3 separate regions of the Mus musculus genome follow, and all the other regions are linked to region 3. A link is a loop called in an ENCODE intact Hi-C map of the cell type or tissue named here. Cell type or tissue: heart. All regions are shown on one strand. Region 1 overlaps Gtpbp3 (GTP binding protein 3). Region 2 holds the start of Niban3 (niban apoptosis regulator 3). Region 3 has its middle 22 kb from the start of Abhd8.

Region 1 (8,000 bases), 53 kb after region 3:
AGGCCTGTGAGAGGCCAGTCTGGTTGTATAGATCAAACTGGAGTTAGACCTGAGACTGAGAGAGCACCTGTGACATCTCCCCTCCTCCCCAGGCTCTGGCCTATGTGGAGGCCTACATTGACTTCGGAGAGGATGATAATTTGGAAGAGGGTGTGTTGGAGCAGGGTATGTCTGGTTTTGGGGGAGTTGGGGCTGGCATTCAGCCCCCCCTGAGACCTTGCTGATAGCTCTCCCCCCCCCACCCCGCCTTTTCCCTCTCACAGCGGACAGAGAAGTTCGAGCCCTGGAGGTGGCGCTGGGTTCCCACCTGCGAGATGCTAGGCGTGGACAAAGGCTCCTCTCGGGGGCAAATGTTGTGGTCACTGGACCTCCCAATGCGGGCAAGAGCAGTCTGGTGAATCTACTCAGTATGTGGGGTTCAGGAAAGGATGGGATGGGCTTCTTCTGGGCAGGGGTGCAGCATCCTAGGGTTGCTGGACGCCTCCTCCAGCTGCAGCTTCCTGGACACTGTGGTGGCCCCACTGGTAGCTCAAAGCTACGAGAGTGGCAGACAGCGCCTCCTGAAAGTGAGGGCTTTTACCTCCACTCCGTGGTTCTTAATCACATTGTCCCTGACATTCAGGCCAAAAGCCAGTGTCCATCGTGTCCCCAGAGCCTGGGACCACCCGTGACGTGCTGGAGACTCCCGTGGACTTGGCTGGGTTCCCTGTCTTGCTGAGCGACACTGCAGGGCTCCGGGAAGGCGTGGGCGCTGTTGAGCAGGAGGGTGTGCGCAGGGCCCGCCACAGGTAGGTGGAAGGCTGAGAATGTGGCGGGCGACCAGTGACCTTTTCTCCCCATGAGTCGATTTCATGGAGGCTTCGTAATTTGAAGAGCAATCTTGACCTGTGTCCCTTGGTCCCTCCCCCCACCCCTCCCCGAGTCTCGTCAGTCCTCAGGCCACCTCACAACACTCACAGCCTGTCCTCTTCTGTGCCCTGCCCTGCTTTTCATCACTCTTCCCTTGGCCATGCTCTCAACAGTTCTGCCAGGTCTCCACTGAAGCCCCGCCCCGCCCCGCCCCTTTAGCAAAGTCCCACCTGTGCAGGCTCTACCCCACCTCATCCTGCCAAAGTCCTGCCCATGTGCCAGACAATGGCATCTGTTCTGCCTTTTGCTCTGAGCCACGCCTTACAGAGGTTGTTCATCCCTCAGCTGAGCTGCTCCTCTGAGCAGCACCAACAGTGCCTTCCCAGGATCCTCCATGGTTATGCTTCATGGTCCTTCCTCCCCAGGCTGGAGCAGGCTGACATCATTCTGGGGGTGCTGGACGCCTCCGACCTGGCCTCCTCATCCAGCTGCAGCTTCCTGGACACTGTAGTGACCCCACTGCTAGCACAAAGCCAAGACAGCGGTGGGCAGCGCCTCCTGCTGCTGCTCAACAAATCTGATCTGCTGTCTGCTAATGCCCCAGCCTGCGACATAGCCCTGCCTCCTCACCTGCTCCTGTCCTGCCACACGGGAGCCGGGATGGACAGCCTCCTGCAGGCCCTGAAGACCGAGCTGGCTGCGGTGTGAGTCCCCTTCACCCACCTTCAGCTTCATCAACCAAGTTCAGATGTAAACAGAGTTGCTGGCTTTGGGCTCAGACCTATCCCTCAGCCTCAGTTTCTTTCTCTCTCTGCAAAAAAAGGTTTCCATGGGAGGTCTTTTTCCAAAAGTGGCTGAGTGAGGCAACTGGGTCTTGTCTTTGGCAGGTGTGGGGACCCATCCACAGGACCACCGCTCTTGACCCGGGTCAGGCACCAGTACCACCTCCAGGGCTGCCTGGATGCCTTGGGCCACTACCAGCTGGCCACAGACCTGGCTCTGGCGGCCGAGGCCCTGCGCCAGGCTCGGAGGCAACTAAATCACCTCACAGGTGGAGGAGGAACGGAGGAGATCCTGGATCTCATCTTCCAGGACTTCTGTGTGGGCAAGTGAGGTCCAGAGCCTGGGACTCAGCCTCGGAGTTCCCACAAGGTCATGATCCAAGATGGCAAACCTAGCAGAGGGCAGGAGAGCACTGGCGTCTGCAGCCCTCCACAGTGAGGAGAGAGACATGGATCAGGGATCTGACAGTGGATACTTCCTCACCCCCGATGTCGGGATTAAGGTCAGCATCACCTTGCCAAGTGCCTGAATGATGTAGTGCTGGATGTGAAACCCGTTGCATGTTATATGCTGAGCCACGACAGGGCTTCTCTGTGTAGTCCTGGCTGTCCTGGAACTCACTCTGTAGACCAGGCTGGCCTTGAACCCAGAAATCTGCCTGCCTCTGCCTCCCAAGTGCTGGGATTAAAGGCATTTCATTTTTAATTACCAAAGGAGAATGAAGAGTTCAGGAAATCCAGAAGCGTGTGTCCACAAGGATCAGTCAGCCTTACCTTCTAGAACTTTGCTGACGTGCTTCTATTTATGGCATCGTTTGCCAATTAAATACATTTTTAAATTTTTACTTGTGTAGTAGCATGTGGTACCTGGAATGAGTATTGCTGTGACAGTTTCATCCAAGTATCTCCTGTGCTTTGATCATGCCCTTCCCTTATCTCACTTGCTCAGTCCCTGCTCTCACTAATCTCCTTCCTTTCCCTCGAACTCAGAAATCCGCCTGCTTCTGCCTCCCACGGGCTGGGGTTAAAGGCGTGCGCCACCACGCCCGGCTTCTTTTTTCTTTTTGGTTTTTTGAGACAGGATTTTTCTTTTCTTTCTTTTTTTTTTTTAAGAAGCAATACTGGGACAAAGCACCTTGGGTCATGCTTTCTTTCTTTCTTCCTCTCTTTCTTCCTCTCTTTCTTTTTTTTTTTTTTTTTTTTTTTTTTTTTTGATTTCTTGTTATATTTAAGTACACTGTAGCTGTCTTCAGACACACCAGAAGAGGGCATCCAATTCCATTACAGATGGTTGTGAGCTACCATGTGGTTGCTGGGATTTGAACTCAGGACCTTTGGAAGAGCAGTCAGTGCTCTTACCTCCTGAGCCATCTCACCAGCCCAAGACGGGGATTTTTCTGTATAGCCCTCGCTGTCCTGGAACTCACTCTGTAGACCAGAAATTCGCCTGCCTCTGCCTCCCAAGTGCTGGGATTAAAGGCGTGTGCCACTACGCCAGGCTCCCTTGCTTTTCTTAAATCATCCTGAGATTTTTCTGACTGGTAGCTACACAGTTAAAGAAAATGTCCTTCTGTGCCCTCCCCCAGGGCTTTCACTGCCTGTTAATCTTCAGAGCCACAGGACCACACATCCCCACCTGGACAGGGTGTGAGGGACCACAGCTGCAGCTCAGCAGCACCAGGATCCTGGTGCCACCCAGTCCTCAGGCTCTTACACCCCACACAGCATTTCCATTGTGCTCCCTGTAACTGGGGATCAGATCGCCCCATTTACTGCTGAGCACCCAAGAACTTTTTTATTCTCCCCCCCCTCCTTTAAACAGTTATGAATCCCTGCAGTCATCGCCACTCAATGAAAACGTGACTAATATGGACCCAGTGCTGGTGTCAGGCCTGTGCCACCATTGGGGGGTCCGCAGCACACACGGGGAGGTCAGAGGACAACTTGCAAGGGTCTTCTGCAATAGCAGTGTGGGTCTCGGGGATCGAACTTGGGCCATCAGAGTTGACAGCAAGAGACTTCATTATTTCTAATTATATATATATGTGTGTGAGAGCAGAGGCATCCCTGGAAGTGGAGTTCCAGCCCACGGGCGCTGGGAACCACTCACATCTTCTTGCAGCAAACGCCTCTATCTGCAAAGCCATCGTGCAGATATTTTTATTTTATTTGTATTTATTTTTAGTTTTGTGTAGATGGCACTGGCCTCAAACTTCCAGGCATCTGTGCCCTCTCTGTTTCACCAGTGCTAAGAAAACGGGGCTCGGAGTGGCCTCACCTAATGGCCTCTGGCTTTGGGTTTCAGCAGTCAGTTACACCCCACGTTGAACCTTGTGGAGAGCCTTCTATCGTAGGCAACATTGTAGGGTGCTGGGGCCACTTGGGTCTTGTCTTCCTGAGAGTAAGGCATGATGGCTCTATGTGACATGACTACAAGGAGGCCTGATGTTGCCTGGGACTTGACTGTAAGAGGACAATGCTAGCTGGGTGTGGTGGCGCACGCCTTTAATCCCAGCACTCGGGAGGCAAAGGCAGGCAGATTTCTGAGTTCGAGGCCAGCCTGATCTACAAAGTGAGTTCCAGGACAGCCAGGGCTATATAGAGAAACCCTGTCTTGTAAAACCAAAAAAAAAAAAAAAAAAAAAAGAGGACAATGCTGCTGTGTCTGTTGCAGCCGCAGCCCGCCAGCAGAGGGCGAGCGTTCCTAGTGTAACTCCACTTCCCCCAGGCCAAGTGTGTCCTAATTGATGACTTGTCCTCACGCCTGTCACCTCAGCACCCCGTCCAAGCCAGGCTGGGTTATAAAGCGAGATCCTGTCTTGAAAAAAAGGGGAAGGGTCCCGAGCTCCCAGGAGGAGCCATGGCGCCTCAAGCTGGGCGGGGCCGCCCCTCTGGGCAGCTCGCCCGATGTAGGCCACTTGCCTCGGGGCTGGCACACAGCTGCATGGAGGCCTTGGCCGCAGTCCCTTTTTTCCAAGAAGGGTGAGGAGTTTGTGGGAAGCGACGGGGGGGGGGGGGGTTATTTATAGAGAACGCAGGAAATCCCCAAAGAGTCAGGGCCTCACCCAGCGGAGGCAGTCGGACCGGGCACTTGGCCCCCTTCCGCCCCGGAGCCCTGCCTGGGGCCTGGGAGCCTGGATGAGACTAGGGGCCGAAGGGAATCCAGAAAAGCTGCCTGGAGGAGGGGTCTGGGCAGATAAAACTGAGCCAAGCCCCTACCCCATGGTGTTTGTGTGTGTGTGTGATGTTATCATACACGTGGGTGTGGGGATTCTAGGGGACATACTGGCCAGAAAAGGACACAGGTCAGGTCTCAATTCTGTATCCAGTGTTTAGCATCCTCCTCTCTCTGCCCACAGTGCTAGGGTTACAGGTGCACAACTATACCCTGCTTTTATATTGGCAATTGAGACTCAGTTTCTCCTCTTTCAGCAACAAGTACTCTCACCCAGGGAGCTAGGCAAGGAAAAGCATAGCCAGGCATGTTAGTGCGCCAGCGATCCCAGCATTGTAGAGGCAGGAGGATCTCTGAGTTGGAGGCCAGCCAGGCTATGTAGCGAGCCTCTTGTCTCAAAACGAAACAAATGAACACAAATGAAGCAAATAAACTTTGTTCACCCTTAAGTCCTGATCAGATATTCTGAGAGCAGCCAGGGCTGAACCCTGTCTGTAAGCTGCCAAAGGGGCTGAGAAACTAGGCTGTAGGGTAATGGGGAGCCATGAAGGATGTGTGACCAACAGAGGGCGGGTTCAGAATCCATGATGAAGAGGACTGTGCCAGTATAGGACCCTCCTGAGGCAGCGCTGGGGGCAGGCTTTTGTTTTCTCATGTCAGCAATGTAGGCCTCTCTGCCTGGACACTTCAGATTCATTATCACAACCACTGTGGTTGTTAGAGGTGGGTTCTTACTGTGTAGCCCAGACTGGCCTGGAACTCTTGGGTTTAAGCAATCCTTCTGCCTCCCAATCATGTTAGCTGAGAGTACAGATTTGAAACATGGTGTCTGGGAAGAGAAAACAAAGGCTGAGTTTGATCACCATCTGCACCCAGGCCAGTGGCTATCAGACCTTCAGTCAGGTCGACTTCATCCCAGAGCTCAGGCGCAGGTCCAGGGCCCGCCCCAATTCCTTGGGGCCTTCATCCCAGCCATCCAGGCAGCCTCCCAGGCTGACCCCTGGTGGCCTGGTTGGCGGGGCTCCAGCCGAGTGCTTCCTGCAGTGACAGGCTCTGGCCCATATTTCCGGATCCAGGAAATATCGCCGCTTTGTCCCCAAGGCAGAGTGTGGCACACAGGCTGTGTGATTCACCTCCTGCTCCCACAGGGGCCAACGCTGGAGGGAGCAGCCGCCTTCTGCCTTCATGTTTGTCTGCTTTTCCCTCGATGGCTCCAGCTTGCTGCTGGGATTCAAGGACAGCTGGGCTGGACATTAGAGGGCTGCCCTTGCCCTTCAGTCCCCTGCCTCAGCCTCCCCACCAGGGACAGACCTGTTTCACCACGCTGGGCTTCATTCTGTTGCATGTTGTTTCTGTAAGGGCTACTATTTTTTTTTTTTTAAATCTGTACCAACCTGAGGAGATGCATCTTTCAATATGTTTGCACCAGAAGGCAATAGGATAGCTTTTCATTTTTATTTAGTCCTGATGGTTGAAACAGGGTCTCCTGTAGCCCAGGCTGGCCTTGTAGTCCCAATCCTCCTGCCTCAGCCTCTTCAGGTCTGGAATAACACCACACCCAGTTTATGTGGTGCTGGAGATGGAGTCCAGGGTGTCATTCATGCAACACAAGCACTCTACCCACTGAGCCACAGGGTTGGGCTGAAAGGTGCATGCCACCCGCCACAGCTGCCATCTATTCATTTAAAGATTCTATGTTACCTTGATTGCACCACCTGCATGTGTGCTGCCTCTGGAGTTCAAGAGAGGGCATCAGATCCCCTGCATGTAGTTGTAAGTTGCCATGTTAATGCTGGGAACCAAACCCAGATCCTCTCTAGGAGCAGTCAGTACCTAACCTGCTGAGCTGTCTCACCAGTCCCCACTGAGCATGAGAGTCATCACTGTCCTCAGGAGGCTGAGGTAGTGAGATCCAGAATTCAAAGCCAACTTGGCATGCATAATGTGACCTTGTTTACAGAATAAAAACATAAATAGAAACCAGCCAGGTGGTGGTGGTACATACCTTTGATCCCAGCCCTTGGGAGGCCAAGACAGGCATATCTCTGAGTTCGAGGCCAACCTGGTATACAGAGTGAGTTTCAGGATGGCCAGAGGTACAGAGGGAAACTCTGGCTTAAAACAAACAAACACACACAAACAAATACAAACCAGTCTTCAAAGGACTTTCATATTTATTATGTGCCAGTAATATCTTTAGGGGGCTACAAGCAAAAGCCTCCCTCTAGGGCTCTAAGATCCACCCGGAACGCTCATCTACAATTGAGGCCCTTCCTTGTGAGGAGGAGGGGAACCAGCGGACTCTGGAAAAGACTTTAAAACCTAATGGGAATCCTGTGGGCGTGGTGGCTAGAACCCTTCAGGGGAGGCCTGGAGACTCTCAAATAGGATCTGGAAACCCTAGTGGCCTTTAAGAGGGAGGCTGGAAACTCCCAAGGGAGCTGAAGGCTGGGCTTCCTGTTCTCACCTCCCGGGTCAGGAGCAGAGTGATAGGAAACCGGAGGAGTTGCCTAGGGTGGCAGCTGAGCTGTGGGTGCTTCATGTGTGGGTGGGGCACCATCCGGGTCACTGCACAAGGGGTCGATGTGAAGTCATCTCACAGCTGTGTGTGCCTTAAATCCAGTGTCTGGGGAATGGCGGGGATGCAGGGGACAGTGAAGGGGTGCCAGAGAAGGCGTGGGGGTGGAGGCTGCCGGCAGGCACGGCGGGTGTCCAGCACTGTGGGCACCTGGCTGCCCCCATCCACAGGTGGGCGATTCTGGCACCCAGCGTCCTGCGGCAGCTGGGTCCTCAACCGCTGGGAAGGAAGAGCAGAAAGCTTAGCAGTCACCAAAGGCTGAGGGGCCCAGGGGCTACTCTGCAGCAGGGGCATGGCATGGCTCTGCTGTCTCCTTCTCCCATAACCCTTGGTAAAGTGGGGCTGGGCCTCCAGGTTAGACCTAAGCTCCAGAAGGGCCCTAAGGTTTGTCTCTGCTACACAGCCACCAACGAGACTGAGATTCTGGGAGGCCCCACAAGGTTCTAGGGATTTGAGACCAGATTATCCAATGCAGGCTGGCTTCAAACTCGGACCTCCTGCCTCAGCTCCCTCTGTGCTGGGATTCTGGTTTCTCTTTTAATCTCACTACGAAAACTGTTGGAATGAACCTATGCACTCTCTCCATGGCTGCCCAGTACCTTTAGGACCAACCACG
Region 2 (8,000 bases), 150 kb after region 3:
GACCTGCCCGCCGCCGCCGCTCCCGCTGGACCAGCCAGCTTTGCGCGCTGGACGCTCGGCTTCTGCGACGAGCGCCTCGTGCCCTTCGACCACGCCGAGAGCACGTACGGCCTCTACCGGGTGAGCGCTGCGGGGGCGCGCACCGTACGGGCTACGGGGGCCGCCGTGGGCCACGCCGAGCTGGCTCAGCCTACCGTGGAAACTCAAGATACAAGGGCCGCCGTGGGCCACGCGGAGTCGGCTCAGTCCGCCGAGGAAGCGCGGGCCACGCCGAACTGGCTCAGCCTGCCTAGGAAACGCAAGGATCTGCTTCAACGCCTACCCGCGGGCTCCGGGCCCCACGGGGTCTTGCTGGATGCGCAGTGATGTCCATCCAAGTGCAGCCTGACGGGCCTCCGTCCCCCGTATCTTCCTAAGGGCCGTACCTTGGCTGTGGGGCCTCGTGGGTCATGGCTGTTTGTGCACTCAGCCTGCCTCTAGTGTCCAGGGTGTGTTGGGTCTCAGTTTTCTTTAACAAGAGCCGTTGGCCATCGCCTCCCAGCAGCCTGGGGTATGATGGCCACAAGGCGCCCTATAGGTTACAGAGGTCCCTGCGTCACACACAGGGAAACTGAGGCATGGAGGATTGAGCTCTGAGCACACTTGGATGACTGCCACCACCTCCTAGGGGAAGCTGGTCCAGTGTCATGGGTCTGAAGCAGGGGAGGAAGGGCCATTACACTTACTTACAGGTGGGGAAACAGAAGATTCATGTCGCCTTGACCCTCATCTAGGGACCTGAAACTGCACCACTTTGAACACGATGCCTGCCCAAGAACTTCACTGAACTGGCTGTGTGTACTAGCACAAGGCTCAGTTGGTAGGGTACTTGTAGCTCAGTTGATATTGTGCTTGCCTAGAATGCTTAAGGTCCAGGCTTCATTTCCAGTGTCATATAAACCAGGAATGATGGTGCACCCCTGTCTTCCCAGCAATGAGGAAGTAGAGGCTGGAGGATCGGGAGTTCAAGGTCATTCCCAGCTACCCAGTTCGAGGCTAGCCTGTGCAACGTGAGACTTATTTTGATGCAGCCCACTCAAGAAAAATAAAGCTAAGACCCCTAAGTAGGCCCCTCTGAGGTGACCTGGTTAACAGCTGGGTCTTTGAAGGAAGCAGGATTTCATCACCAGGAATCTGTTGACACTTTGAGCAGTAGGTGTCTTGCCCAATGGGCTGAGACAGGAGCCATGTAGAGTGGACTCAGCGGCCAGTTCTCCTTTGCCTTCCTGGCTCACCTTCCTATGGCCTTCAGTCTGGAGCCCTGTGCTCCTCTGTTCTCCAGGGTCCCCAGCGCCCTGAGCATTGTTGGTTAACAGAGTCCCCAGCACCCCCATCTCTAGGGCACAGCATCCTGGCATTCTGACATTTGCCCCCAGCCTCTCCCTGGCATTGCTCCACTGAGCTGGACTTACTCCAAGAGCCAGACATGGAGACACAGGCAGGGTGTCTAAGAGTAGATCACAGTCTTCTTCCTGGAGTTCACCTCTGTATAGTCAGGTGCCAGCTGTGTACTGGATGCAGCCAGGCTGAGTCCCTGATTGAGGGAGCCCGAGCCACTCCGAAGAGTCAGCCAGGCTGTGGAGAAGAACGCCGTGTGACTCAGGGTTCCTGGCTTTAGGCAAGTCATGTTACTCCTTGACTATCCCTTCCCCTTCTACAGACACACCTGCTCTCAAAGCTGCCCATCCCAGACAGCCAGGTCCTTACCATCAATCCTGCCCTACCTGTGGAGGATGCTGCAGAGGACTATGCCAGGAAACTGAGACAGGTGGGTCCCGGGACAGGTAGGAAAGCTGTAAAAGACTGCGGCAGAGATGACTGCTTAGGGACACAGACTGTCACCATGGTGGGGAGACTTGGGCTGGAGCCTTACATCTCAGGGACACTCATCTGCAGACCTGAGGTTCTTGTCCACTAAAATGGGAAACAAGCCCCCGGACTGGATCAGTCAGGTGTGGTAGTGCATCTGTGACCCCTAGCACTTAGGAGACTAAGGCAGGAGGCTTTTTGAGGCCTGCTTGGGCTGGAGGGTAATGCTTACCCTCAAAAAAAAAAAAAAAAAAATCCTACAGACCTCATACCATGTTGAAGCTGCCCTGTGCAGGAGTGGCCACTGTTGTGTAGGGAATGTGCTGAGCGGGCACATTCAGCAGAAGGTGGTCTAAGCTGAGATAGAACCAGATTTCAGCTTTTTTGTGTGTTACCTCTGAGCTCGCACACACTTGACCCACCATCCTTCTGTCAGGCCTTGCAAGGAGACGCTGTCCCTGTGTTTGACCTGCTGATCCTGGGAGTGGGCCCTGACGGCCATACCTGTTCGCTCTTCCCTGACCATCCCCTCCTACAGGTGAGCGTGGGGGGGGGGGCCTCCTGGCCCTGATACACCAGGCTGTGTCAGTCTTCTGGGTATCTGAGCATCCGTGCCCCTCAGTTCCGCCCTGCCGAGCGTCAGCTCCCATGATGATGGTGGTGCATGTCTGTCATCACAGCATTTGCTGTGAGGGTGAGGGCCACCTGGATACTGAGTACGGCCCTGTCTCAGAAACCCAAGAGAGCAACAGGAAAACCTGTTGGCATTGTAGACCTGGTGCTTGGAGGGGCGGTTCCATCCCAGTCCTCACTGGCTGCCTTCCCCAGGAGCGGGAGAAGATCGTGGCTCCCATCAGTGACTCCCCAAAGCCACCACCGCAGAGGGTGACCCTAACGCTTCCTGTGCTGAACGCAGCCCAAAGTATCATCTTTGTGGCCACGGGGGAAGGCAAGGCAGCTGTGCTGAAGGTAAGAAATGGACAGTGGAGGCCAGTCAGGGGACAGACATACTGCCAGTGTGTGAGAGGGCAGTCATCGACAAGGCCACAGTGTCCTGGGGTAGAGTCCCTGCACCCCCTCCCCCAAACTCCTTCACAAAGAATACCAAGGCTCCTTGGCCAATGGTCTGTCTCCAGGCTCAGTGAAGGACTGTATGAAGGGGATGAGGTAGAAGGTGAGAGAGCAGGACACTAGACACACACATTTAAAGAGAAAGAATAGAAGGGGAAAAGAAAAGGAAGAAGAAAAAGGTCAGGGTCAGAGAGAGAGATAGCTACCAACCGGTGAGTACCCGACTTCCATTCTCAACTAGTTGTATCTCCAGCCCCAGGGAATCCAGCACCCTCCTCTGGCCTCTGTGGGCACCAGGCATGCTCATGGTACAAATACATATAGGAGTAACACCCATACACATTAAATAGAAATAAATAAGTAAATAAATAAAAAAGAATTTGCAAAAAGTGAAGGGCGGGGATGGGGCAAGATGGCTTAGTGTGGTTATAGATGCTTGCCCCCAAGCTTGACAACCTGAGTCCAGTCCCCAGTACCTCCTGTTGTCTCCATACTGGGGAGGCAGAAAGGAGGAGTCCTTGGCTACATAGCATGTTCAAGGGCAGCCCGTGCTAGATGAGGCCCTGCCTCCTAATAAAAACAAAAACCAAATCCAATTCCACACCTCGAAGCTTTGGATCCCACGGTGTGCGAGGCGGAGCGCAGAGCAAGGTTCCGTGGGTCCCGGGTCCCCTGTCCCCAGACCGAACAGACCAGTGTGAGCCCCAACTTGCTCTGCGTGGCCTCTGAGGCAGGTCCTGGTCTCGCACACAGCGCATCCTGGAGGACAAGGAGGGCACGTTGCCCGCCGCCTTGGTGCAGCCGCGCACGGGCGCCCTCTGCTGGTTCCTGGACGAGGCAGCTGCCCGGCTGCTGTCTGTGCCCTTCGAGAAGCATTCCACATTGTAGGGGGTGCGCCATGCACGCCGTGGGCACTTCGGGTGTTGTGGGAGCGGACTAGCTGCGGATTAAACAGCTTTGCTGGAACTATTGTTTCTGTGGTTCTTGTTGGGGGAGGGACAACAGAGCAGAGCATACACACGGATCAGAGAAGCGTGGCCTGGACTTCTGGCCCGGCAGTGTATGCTCTGTTCCAAGTCTGGCCACATTCTCTGCTCCAAGGGTCAGAACTAACTCACAGGTACCAGGCTCCTTGCGGTCCCGAGTGACTGCTTGTGTTCTAGCCATGGTGAAGAGAAGGGTTCACCTGGGGCCTCAGCCAGAGCCTTCATGGCCCCCTGAGGATGCACTGTCTCCTGCAAGCTTGTTCGGAGCCTTGAGCAGGGTGAGCTACCTGATAAGGTTCTCCTGATGTTGTCACAGGGCCCCCTACCGATGGGAGAAGTGTCTGGGGTGACTCTTGGGATGCTTTCTCCCTTAGACAGTTTTTTCTCTTGCCGCTTATAAAGACTGGGATGTGGGTCCAGAGACTGGAGTATAAGCAGCCAGCTTGGAGCATGAAGTGGGTCGGTGCATCATTGTCCTGACCCTGCCAGTTCCAAGGACCTAGTTGGAGAGGCTGGTGGGCTTGTCTGAGGGAACATCCCCTCACCAAGGTAATGCAAGCCAGGCAGGAGGTAGGAATTGAAGCCTCCCAGAACCGACTTGGCAGGTAGGCCAGAAGGGCGGGGCCAGAACCACAAATGTGAACTTTCTTTAGATGTCTGGTCCCTGAGGGCTCCTCAGCTGTGGCAAAGAGGAAGTAGGATAGGCTGGGGCAGAAGCCAGCAAAAGACACAGTGGAAAATCCTGGGGACTTCTACAAGAGCAGGTGCCACCCACGCACCAGCCAAGCAGAGGCTGAGACACCCTGAGAAAGGAAAGGGACATAGGCATGAGGACCCCATGTGAGCGCTGTGTCCCTTTCTCAAGGGGGAATTTACTGCTTTGCCATTGATGCATAGGACCTGCCTCATGCTTCAAGGTGGCCACTTACACTCCAGCCATCACATTCCAGCCTCTGGAAAGGGAAAAGAAAAGGAAGGTGCCTACATGTAAGGAAGCAGGCTACATGGGGATGGGTGTGTGTGTGTGTGTGTGTGTGTGTGTGTGTGTGGTGTCCCTCCATACTGATAACCTACTCCTTGCTCATTCATTTGTTCAGTCAGCAACCCATTCCTTTGGCTTTCAGAGATAGGACTTCATGTAGCCCAGGCTGGCCTCCATGGCCTAAACTCCCCATCCCCCTGCCTCTGCTTTCTGAGTGCTGGGATGGCAGAGATGTGCCCCACCCATCCATCTGTGCCAGGGCGTTGTTTTTTTTCTCACACTCCCTGGGTCTCCCCTGGGGCTGTCCCCACTACCCCTGACAGAAACCACCAGTCTTGGTCCAGCCTGTCCCTTGAGGCCAGGAGGAGGCAGGTGCAGACAGGAGGGGTGGAGAGTGGTACCAGATGGCCATATGTACCCTCCTGGCACTTGGGCCACTCAGCTGCCATCCAGTATCCTGAGCAGAGGGACCCAGGACAGCTCTGTATGGTGGCAGGATGGGGGCACAGCCTTCCTGCCCCCTGGGTAGACGGCAGCGGCAGCAGCTTCAGGGTAAGCAGACAGGTCAGGGTCAAGTCATGCTGCCATTGCATGCGAGGCCAATGCTGGCATGTGCTCCTGGTGCCAATACAGGGTTCATTATTTTAACTGTCTCTGGTCTTGTCAGGGGTGGGCTTGTGTTGGAAGATTTCAGATTTTTTTGTTCAGTTTTTCGAGACAGGGTTTTTCTGCGTAGCCATGGCTGTCCTGGAGCTCACTCTGTAGACCAGGCTGGCCTCGAACTCAGAGAGATCAAAGGCACACTCCATCCTGCCTGGCTCTGGAGGGCTCCAGATTTAAATGAAATCCAAGTAGCTGGATACAGTGTTACACACCTGCCATCCGAGCACTTGGGAGGCACAGGCAGGCAGATCTCTGGGAGTTTGAGGCCAGACTGGCCTAAAGAGTGAGTTCCAAGACAGCCTGGGCTATATGCAACTCTGTCTCAAGACAAAACAAAGTGAAATGTGAAGTTTTTGATTTGTTAGTGGAAGCTAGGGCCCCACTGAGGTTGGGGGTAAGGGCACGGTCAGGTGGTCTCTGAGGCTGGGAAGTCTGTCTGCATGGACACTGGGACTTGACTAAGGCTTAGCCAAGGCCAGGCTGAGCTTCAGCTCCCTGTCCTGTCCCACACCTTGACCTGGGAGAGTGTCTAGACCAGCAGGACTTGGTGGATGTCCCCAAGGGAGGTGGCTAGACCAGGCTGGAGGAGGGTGTGTGGTTACAGTGAGTATGAGAACAGCATTTGGGGAGGGGAACAGCCCATGCAAAACCCTGCATGTGCTGCTGAGTAATCTCTCCAAGTCCCAGGATTGACCACCACTTGTATTTGCTGTGTGCCACTGGGTGAATAAATTGCCCTCTCTGGGCCTCATTCTCCTGAGATGCAGCAACATATTTGGTTTTTTGGTTTTGTTTTTTTGAGACAGGGTTTCTTTGTATAGCTCTGGCTGTCCTGAAACTCACTTTGTAGACCAGACTGGCCTCGAACTCAGAAATCCACCTGCCTCTGCCTCCCGAGTGCTGGGATTAAAGGTGTGCGCCACCACGCCCGGCTTGCAGCAACATATTTGGAAGAAAGGCTTTTGTGTGTGTACATGTGCTTGCCAGTGATTAACATCAGCTGTCCTAAGACTGCTTTCCACCTTATTCACTGAGGCATGGTCTATGCTGGCACTCACCAGTTCTGGCTACTCCAGTGAGCCAGCTGGTCCTGGGATGACAGGCAGGTGTCCTGGTCCCATTGCTGATCCTTTCTCACTACAGGTCAGGTGAATGGCATGCTGAGGACCTTCCTGCCCTGTTACCGTAGGCAGCTGGCTGCAGCTGTGCTCAGACACATTTCCCAGGAGCTGGGACCCCAGGACCCAGCCGGATGCCAGCTGTCCCACACCAAAGTGAGTACCACCAAGGATGAGGCTACCTGCCAGGCACCCAGCTGTAGTTGTCTCTCTTGCATTCTCAGTGGTGCTGACATGAGACTGTGGGTGTGGGGCTGGGGAGGGCTGACCACAGGACCTTTGCACAGGTGGACCGGGACGCTCTGGAGGTGGAGGCAGGCTGAGGAGGCTTGGGGAAGTGAATTCCCTGCAGGGGCACAGCATGTGCAAAAGTCCTGAGGTTGGCAAAGACAGGTTAGATGTGAGCAGGGCCCCAGCTGTGCATGTGCTTGCTCCATCTGTTGCAGCCACCATGTCAGGGACACACTCTTCATAAGACCCCATGTCTTTTGTCCCCTTATCCCTCTGACTCTTGGCAGCTCAGAGGTTGTTACTCAGATCTAACAGCCTAGAGCTGGAGCTACTAATAGGGCCCAGGGCCTCCATCTGCCTCCTATCTTGGGAGAGTCTTTGATGAGGAAATTCAGGACCAGAGAGGTAGAGTGAGCACCTGAAGGCCACATGGCACTGATACAACTGGAACCTGGGATTTCCCACTGGCTCCTTTCCCTCTTTGCTGAGGAGAGGCTCTGTGGACAGAGGCCCCGCCTCTGGGGACTCTCCCTGTCCCATGCAGTCCATCACCCACACCTGATACAATTTTGTTTTTGCTTTGAGGTGGAGTGTCATGTAGCTGGTCTGGTCTTGAATTTGCTGTGTAGCTGACGCTCCTTCCTCAGCCTTCCCAATGCTGAACTAACAGGGTCTGGATAGCAGCTGCAGCTTTTGAGCTTTGGGAGTGTTGCTCGTATGTGACCAAACTGAAGAGTTCAGGCAACCCCAAGATCTGCTCGAGCCATAGTCAGCATCCTTTTGCAGAAGCTGCCTCGAGTCAGGGAGCACCAAGGGCCCTTGACCCTGCTTCAGGGCCACCCACCACAGTGGCAACCAACCTTCTGTGTTCTGCGTGGAGACGGACGTCTAGAATGGTTCAGTCACAAGGAGGTCAGTGGACAACCAGAGTCCCAGCTCAGAATCCCCCCAGTGAGGGGGTAGGGATGTGGCTCAAGGGTGGAGCCCTGGGCAATAACAGGCAAGGTCCTGAGTTGCATAGAGGGCATATAGAGGGGTCGTAGAGTGTGTTGTAAGCTGTGTGTGTGTTTGCTGACTTGCCCCCTGTATTGGGGAGTGGTA
Region 3 (8,000 bases):
CAAATTACATTCACAATGTCCCGTGCAGATATATTTGGCAACCTTGAAAAGAATACTCCATTATCTATCCAAACTTGGTGAGTCCAAAGTTCTGTACTGAAATAATTTTCTCACATAACTTGCATGACCAAACTAAAAATGTCTTCTTAACTCTAAACAACATAACCTTAAGTTGTGAGACTGTAGCTATCTAGTCTTCTGCAGTTGAAGCAGGGGCAGTTTCTCTCCCAGTAGCAGCTTGCCACGCAGAAGCAATTCCATTTGGAGGTTCTTTGATGTTTATCATCTTCTTTGAAGTGGTGTGGGGTGCTGCCAGGAGCAGACCTGTCTCACCGTCATGAAAAGCCTTATGTAAATAAAACATCTTTAAATGTCACATTCTGTAGATCTCTGAGGATATGAAGACCATCTATCTAAGTATTATGATAGGCAAATGTTGCTTGTTTCTAGTTATCCACTATCTGTTCATCCTAGGAAATATATTTCTGTAATTAGTGTCTAACATGACCAGGAATCATCATGATTGACTACAAACTTGCATTCATTTCTTTCTTTCTTTCTTTCTTTCTTTCTTTCTTTCTTTCTTTCTTTCTTTCTTTCTTTCTTTCTTTCTTTCTTTCTTCCTTCCTTTCTTTCTTTCTTTCTTTCTTTCTTTCTTTCTTTCTTTCTTTCTTCCTTTCTTCCTTTCTTCCTTTCTTCCTTTCTTCCTTTCTCTCTTTCTTCCTTTCTCTCTTTCTTCCTTTCTCTCTTTCTTCCTTTCTCTCTTTCTTTCTTTCTTTCTTTAAGATTTTCTTATTTCTTTTAGGTATATGAGTACACTGTCACTGTCTTCAGACACTTCAGAAGAGGGCATCAGATCCCATTACAGATGGTTGTAATGTGGTTGCTGGGAATTGAACTCAGGACCTCTGGAAGAGCAGTCAGTGCTCTTCACTGCTGAGCCATTTCTCCAGCCCTGACTTGAATTTCTTAATAATCCTAAACAGTTTGTAATAGGAGCTTTCAAAATGAGAACTTCACATTGCATTTTAAAGTTGGTTGCATAGATACAATACCTTAAACAAATGTTGAAACATAATATACATTATGTTGTTGCAAAAATAGTCTTAAATTGTATCAATATACAGATTTTTATATCAATGTAATCATATTTGGTTTGTTGATGTTCTTTAGTTTAAAGGTAGATTCAACAATCTACCTTTTATCTCATCCCTATATCCCTCCCCTTTTTTCTTTCATCCCTCTATCCCCTTCCCCTGTAGACTTCATAGGAGAGAAAGAAGGATACAGGAAAGAAAAAGAGAGAAAAAGAGATCCCTGAATCTAAACCTCCTGTAATTGTTTCCTCTGACCAAGACCACCAGCAATTTGTAACCAACCCCTCTCAGGCTATGACAAACATCCTCATCCACAAAATGACCAAAGCCACCCACCACATTTTTTGGCAATAGGGCATCAGTCTCTAGAAATTGCTTTCTGCTGTCTGAGGAGACGATCTCTTTTGAGAACTGTCTTAGTCAGGGTTTCTATTCCTGCACAAACATCATGACCAAGAAGCAGTTGGGGAGGAAAGGGTTTATTCAGCTTACACTTCCACATTGCTGTCCATCACCAAAGGAAGTCAGGACTGGAACTCAAGCAGGTCAGGAAGCAGGAGCTGATACAGAGGCCATGGAGGGATGTTACTTACTGGCTTGCTTCCCCTGGTTTGCTCAGCCTGCTCTCTTATAGAACCCAAGAGTACCAGCCCAGGAATGGCACTGTCTATAATGGGCCCTACAACTTGATCACCAACTGAGAAAATGCCCCACAGCTGGATCTCATGGAAGCACTTCCCCAACTGAAGCTCCTTTCTCTGTGATAGCTCCAGCCTGTGTCAAGTTGATACACAACAGCCAGTAGAAGAACCTAAGAAAATTAGGATATTGGCCAAGTCCTAAAAAGCTGTGACATTTTTTTCCCAATCTCTGTGTGATGGGAAAGCACAGCAACTGAAACCCTGGCTGCAACAGTCTCTGGGAGGCTGGACCAGTTGAGCTAGCATTTTTTTAAAAAGATATATATATATATATGAGTACACTGTAGATGTACAGATGGTTGTGAGCCATCGTGGGGTTGCTGGGAATTGAACTCAGGACCTCTGCTCGCTCTGGCCCTGCTCACTGCAGCACAAAGATTTATTTATTATGTTAGCACACTGTAGCTCTTTTCAGACTCACCAGAAGAGGGCATCAGATCTCATTATGGATGGTTGTGAGCACCATGTGTTTGCTGAGATTTGAACTCAGGACCTTCAGAAGAGCAGTCAGTGCTCTTAACTGCTGAGCCATCTCTCCAGCCCAAGCTAGCATTTTGAAGTTGTCCTGGGTGCAGATTTTGAGGAAACAGCTATTGGAGCAGTCGAAGTTGGATCACCTGAGCTATGTGTTTTGTGTTCTTTGTTTTCTGGTCTGTTTGTTTTGTAAACATGTAAACTTCAAAGGTAATATATGTTTCTGCATTAAAAATGTAAGGAATGTTCACTGTGTGCAATTCAGTTAAAGAAGATTCTCTGTTCTTTGTTTGAGCAGGAGGAAGGCATCAAAATTTGGACTGTATATCTAAACTGTAATATAAATTTTCATCCATGCCATTTGAAAGGATGGCATGATAAGTCTTGAGGACTCTGTAGGCAGCAAGACTTATTGGCTGTGCATAGCTGAAATCCTAGCTGGAGACATTTTCTTGTCTCAGCCAGTCTCAAAGCTGTTCCCATGTCGAGGAATATACAGCATATACTTTACATGTTTTGTTCTTCCTGTTTTCTTCCTTCGTGTCTGTAGCCTAAGTCTTCAGGAGGTCTCTCCTGGTCAAATATAATCTTTATTATTTTTGATGGAATCTATAGATTTTCTTCTTCTGTTGAAACAAAGACAAATTTCTTCCCCAAAATAACACAATTCCTTCATTCCATACTGAGGTTATCACATATGTAGGCTGATCTAATTCTGCAGTTCTTTCTAAAATCCAGCACATTTCAGCAGCTGTGTTATCTGTCTCATTGTCATTAATAAAATTAAAGATACATAAATCATATTTAATGTTATCTCCAGGAGATCCCTCAGCCCCATTCTGTTCTATGAGCATTTTCTTTAAAGTCCAGTAAAATCTTTTTACAATTGTTTGACCTGTAGAATTGTGAGACATGCCAGTAACATATTTTATGCCATTGTGTCTAAAACATTGTTGTATTCTTCTGGATACATATGCTGGAGCATCATCAGCTTCAGTCTGCAAAGGCATCTCTAAGATCACCTCCATCTCTAATAAATGTGCAATCTAAGAATCATTCCTTTCAGAACTGAAGGCAAAAACATATTGACATCTTGAGTAAGTTTCAATTGTATAATGTACTAATGTATGCACATATCTTTTTTTTTTTTTTTTTTTTTGGTTTTTTGAGACAGGGTTTCTCTGTGTAGCTCTGGCTGTCCTGGAACTCACTTTGTAGACCAGGCTGGCCTCGAACTCAGAAATCTGCCTGCCTCTGCCTCCCAAGTGCTGGGATTAAAGGCGTGCACCACCACGCCCGGCATATGCACATATCTTAATTCACCAAACTCTACATAATAGAACACATAATCTACTGTATGCCATTGATATTAGGTAGCATTGTTAAATAGAATTTGTATTCTTAATTCAGCATAAGTCTCTATCTAGAAATTTAATAGACTGCCATTCTGCAATCTGGTCACAAGGTGGCGGCATAGGACTTAGAATGGAATCATCTGACGCTCCTTTACTCTGAATTAGAGTTTTCTAGCTCTTCTAGTGCCTCCACTCTAGCATGTAATTTCCTAGTCTTTCCATTCTCTAAATCGGTTTTCTTTTATTTCTCTTAAAAAAAGATATATGAAATTATGTGAAACAAAATTGTGTGGAATCCGGATGCATTGTGTTGTGTTTTCCTTCTTTTTTTTTTTTTTTAATTACAGAAAAACAAATATTTTTAAACCTTTCTCTTTTTCCTTGGAAGACCTTATTTTTTTATTTACAAATTAAGTGTTTGTTTCTTCTTTAATGTTTTCAATTTTAGATATTATCAGTTCAAAAGTTTGGATCTTTTCAGTCCCACCTCAGCTCTGGGGAACATGTACCTTCGCCCTTCTGAGCATCTGCAGGCTTGTTCTTCCAGCACCTGTCTGTGGCGGCTGGCTCCGCCCCTACGGTTCTACTAGCAGGCTGCCCCTGCGGGGTTTGGGGCTGGAGCCTCGATTTGCTCTTCCGTGAGAACCCGAGCCTCACACCCATGGGCATCAGCTGGTGAGCCTAGGTGCCCGCCCCAGCTCCCGGTCGAACTTCTGCATGCTGGGGTTCACTCGGCACCAGCGCCAGGTAGCTCCAAAGCAGCTCTGGGAAGTTGCCCACGTGGCCATGCACTGAGGCTCTGGTTCCTCACACTTTACCTGCTGCTCCCAGGCCTCCATTTGCTCTCTTTAAAGGGATTTAGCCTCCCTGCCCTGCTAGGACACTCTGGGAAGTGCTTGTGCCCTGCCTTTCCACCACGGCTTTTTCTCAGGTTCTAAGCCTGGATTCTAACAGTCCTTAATGGACTCCATTTGTAACTGTGGGTTTTCCACACGCACCCCAGTTCCCGAATAGGACTCGGAGGCTATATTTTATTTACGAATAAATGCCTAGGCCATAAGGTTTGGCTTGTTCCCCAACTAGCTCGTAACTTACATTAATCCGTTTATACTATTCTATGTCTTCCACGTGGCTAATTACCACTCAGTTTCATACGACCAACTTCCTCAGAGTCTGGGTGGCAAATATTTCTCTCTTGACTCCGAGAGATCCTCTCTGTTGTTGCCCCACTTTCTAACCCTGCCCTTTCTTTATTGGCCACCTGCTTTTTATTGATTGACAGCTGATGCTTCCACACAGTACACAAGAGATTATCCCTACACTGAAGATTTTATTAGGTATTTTCCGGTGGACTTGGGTGTAAATTAAGACAGAGTTATGGCCCGGCATGGGGGTGCACGCCTTTAATCCCAGCACTTGGGAGGCAAAGGCAGGCTGATTTCTGAGTTCGAGGCCAGCCTGGTTTACAAAGTGAGTTCCAGGACAGCAAGAGCTACACAGAGAGAAACCCTGTCTCGAAAAACCAAAAACCAAAAACAAACAAACAAAAAAAGACAGAGTTATGACTCATCAGTGCGTGTCTACAGGCTTCTGCCTTCTCTGAAACCAGGAGCAGCTGTCTTAGTCCCGGCCATAGGTGTCCTCTTAGGGGCTCGAGTTATATCTCAAAACCCAGGAAGCCTCTCATTCCCTCTTGATAAAAGATCATTAGTTGGCTTTGGTGAAGCCTTGGATGGGGCCATGATCTGAAAAGCTGAAAGCAGGAACCCACTTGAGCTGCATGGCCTCCCTGTCACTGGTCTACCATTATCCATTATCCATTTCCAGTCAGTGCTGGGAGGCTACGGAGACACCAACAAAGAAGAATCATTGCGGTCCAGCGGTTCACGGGCTGATCTCACCACTTCTTATCATTTTTTTTTTTAATCAAAAGAGCAACAGTGAGTACAGGGGTGGAAGTACTGCCCTCTCTCGAGCAGCTGCATCCACAGGTGTGGATGGGAGCCAGGAGCCCCACCCAAGGAGGACACACTTCTCCTAAGCCCACTGACTGTACTGGGTTAGATCTCAATGCCTAGCCAAGCTGAGGCCCGTTGAGGCCATTGTTGAAGCTGGGTCTCCAGTTTTGATAGATTCCAAACCAGTGCTGTGGCCTTTGTATTTCCACCACCCACATCTGGCTGCTTGTTTCTACCCCCAGCATACTTTCTTACAGGGAAAGGAGGCAATTTATTTTTCTCAACTTACTTTAATGAGGGTTCAACCTCCCTCTAGCTCACCACCCACCCACCAGAGGTAGTGGGAAAGAAAGGTTATTAGGAAACAGGGGAAGTGGACCTGTTTAGAAATAGTTCTTTGTGCTGATTCCAAACTTTGTTGTTCTCAGCCCAGGGCACTAGCAAACACCACACACAAATCAACAGCTGCAGTCCAGACCATTTGGCAGACAGCGCATACGAATCAGCAAAGGCAGTTCAATTCAGAAAAACCGTGAGGCTTCCCAACTGGCCTGAGTCTACAGAATCAGCAAGAAGCCACAGGAACCTCACAAGATGTCCTTAAACACTTTAACCTCCCTTGTAGCCCACCACCCACCAGAGGTAGTGGGAAAGAAAGGATATGTGGGAAGTGGACCTATTTAGAAATGGTTCTTTGGAGCAAATCCCATCTTGTTGTCTGGAAATCATCAGCTCGATCCACTTACAATCACTTCATGGATACACCAGCAGTCCAGTTCAGTAGAGTTGGGATAGCAAACAGGAATCAGTAGTGGTGGCACTACCTAGCAAAGACAGCCAGACCTCAGTCTGGAGGGACACCAGTTCTCCACTGTGCCTCTCTCAGTGAAACAAAGATCAGCAAAGACGAGATCAACAAACATAACACAGCTAGCTCTGTAAGCAAGCCCAGCTCACTCAGCCTCTGTCACTGTGAGTCAAGTCCTACTTACACCCTCCAAACATCACATGTCCTCCATGTGTCTTACCTCAGCACTCGTGTCTGTCTCAGCTGACATCACTCTGCCAATCAGTCTGAGTGTGCAAAAGCAGCAAGAAGTTGCAGCTCACCATCAGAAGTTTGTTGTCTTTTTTTTGTTTTGTTTTGTTTTGTCTTTTTTTGGTTCATTTCCCGACAAATGCAGCTCAACTGTGCAATATAAGGTAAACCAATATGTGTGTGTCGTTAGCAAAGAATCCTTCTTCATGGGTCTTTTCTCCTGTGTTTGCTTCAGTGAAATGTTCCTTCACAAGTATCTGTCACCTGTGTCCACTTCAGAAAACACTCCTTCATGTGTCTACCCCAGCAAACACCATCTGACACAGCTGACTTTCCAAAGAAACCATCAGTTTCCACTTCAAGTTTCTCCCATAAAGTCACCACAAGAGCTGGAGAGATGGCTCAGCGGTTAAGAGCACTGACTGCTCATCCGGAGGTCCTGAGTTCAAATCCTAGGAACTGCGTGGTGACTCACAACCATCTGTAATGGGGTCTGACACCCTCTTCTGGTGTGTCTGAAGGCAGCGACAGTGTCCCCACACATAATAAAGTCTCTGAAGACAGCGACAATGTCCCCACACATAATAAAGTCACTGCAAGTGAAGCTGAGCAATGCAATGTGAGAGAGTCAGGACATGACCTTATCAGTGAGGACTAGTGACGCAGAGCAAAGGGAACCACTGTCAGTGGGCTCACTTTCACACTCTTTCTAAACGTCATAAAAGATCCTGACAGAGAGTAAAAAAATTATTTAAGCCCCTAGACCTGTGTCCAAAATAGCCCCATTGTTCCAGGGTGCCAGGTGTTTGCGATTTTTGCCAGGTGTTTGTGGCTTTTGCCTTTATAGCCCAATGCCAGGTGTTTGTGGTTTGTGTGTCTATATAAATCCCTTACCCCTTGAGCTCGGGGTGGACTCCTCTACCCCTGAGTGGGATATGAGTCATCCCCAGTGCACTGGTCTTTCCCGAAAAAACCTCTTACAGGTTGCATCAATACCGTTTCTCGTGAGTGATTTGGGGTGTCGCCTCTCCTGAGTCAGAACGTCCTCACGCTGTGGGTCTGTCATTTGGTGCATTGGCTGGGAATCGAGACCACTCCTCACACCCGAGAGTCAACTTGGAGGTATGGGGATCTTCTTTGGAATGTGTGCATGCCAGCCGGTGTCTTTGTTCTGAGTGTCTGTTTTCTGCGCTTGTTGTGTTGGTTTGTTTATCTGTGTCTCGTCCGGGATAGTGCAACCACCCTCTGAAGACCCACTTGGAGGTGAGATTTCTTGTCAGAAACTGTTTCAGTGTGCCGGCGAAGTTTGAAGTTTCTGTTTGCAGTCACAACATCTCACGGGAGATGAAAACCCGAATCTCAAGACGAGACCCGGA

Evidence for each region. Peaks named below come from ENCODE experiments on the same cell type or tissue, not always from the same donor. Only the 100,000 strongest peaks of a DNase experiment are listed, where the experiment ranks them.
Region 1: it touches region 3 in a loop (4-fold over the local background); 4 of 42 quality-filtered maps call a loop at or near these places.
Region 2: it touches region 3 in a loop (5-fold over the local background); 8 of 42 quality-filtered maps call a loop at or near these places.

The regions. Positions count from the first base shown.
Region 1 is chr8:71,490,803-71,498,802 of GRCm38, forward strand. It overlaps Gtpbp3 (GTP binding protein 3), which reads left to right. Exons shown (of 9, transcript NM_032544.4): 5 at 93-165; 6 at 264-407; 7 at 623-788; 8 at 1,275-1,553; 9 at 1,737-2,476. The coding sequence ends at 1,962. Plvap (plasmalemma vesicle associated protein) reads right to left here. Exons shown (of 6, transcript NM_032398.2): 6 at 6,951-7,603. The coding sequence ends at 7,597. Among named protein-coding and RNA genes, the nearest start is that of Gtpbp3, 6.1 kb to the left of the region's middle. In heart, CTCF peaks have their summits at 4,336 (motif pointing right), 5,956 and 7,199; DNase peaks (open chromatin) are centred at 4,449, 5,819, 7,269, 7,762 and 1 weaker place; H3K4me3 peaks cover 1,394 bases; H3K27ac peaks cover 3,081 bases.
Region 2 is chr8:71,592,385-71,600,384 of GRCm38, forward strand. Pgls (6-phosphogluconolactonase) reads left to right here. Exons shown (of 5, transcript NM_025396.3): 1 at 1-120; 2 at 1,700-1,807; 3 at 2,285-2,386; 4 at 2,677-2,817; 5 at 3,673-3,883. The coding sequence ends at 3,807. Niban3 (niban apoptosis regulator 3) reads left to right here and starts at 5,324. Exons shown (of 15, transcript NM_001384129.1): 1 at 5,324-5,439; 2 at 6,694-6,824; 3 at 7,686-7,811. The coding sequence starts at 5,385. In heart, a CTCF peak has its summit at 3,733 (motif pointing left); DNase peaks (open chromatin) are centred at 107, 1,427, 3,707, 4,627 and 1 weaker place; H3K4me3 peaks cover 1,286 bases; H3K27ac peaks cover 1,120 bases; H3K27me3 peaks cover 1,386 bases.
Region 3 is chr8:71,437,856-71,445,855 of GRCm38, forward strand. No RefSeq gene overlaps it. Among named protein-coding and RNA genes, the nearest start is that of Abhd8, 22 kb to the right of the region's middle. In heart, CTCF peaks have their summits at 2,216 (motif pointing right) and 3,739 (motif pointing right); no DNase peak of the experiment used is centred here; H3K27me3 peaks cover 2,156 bases.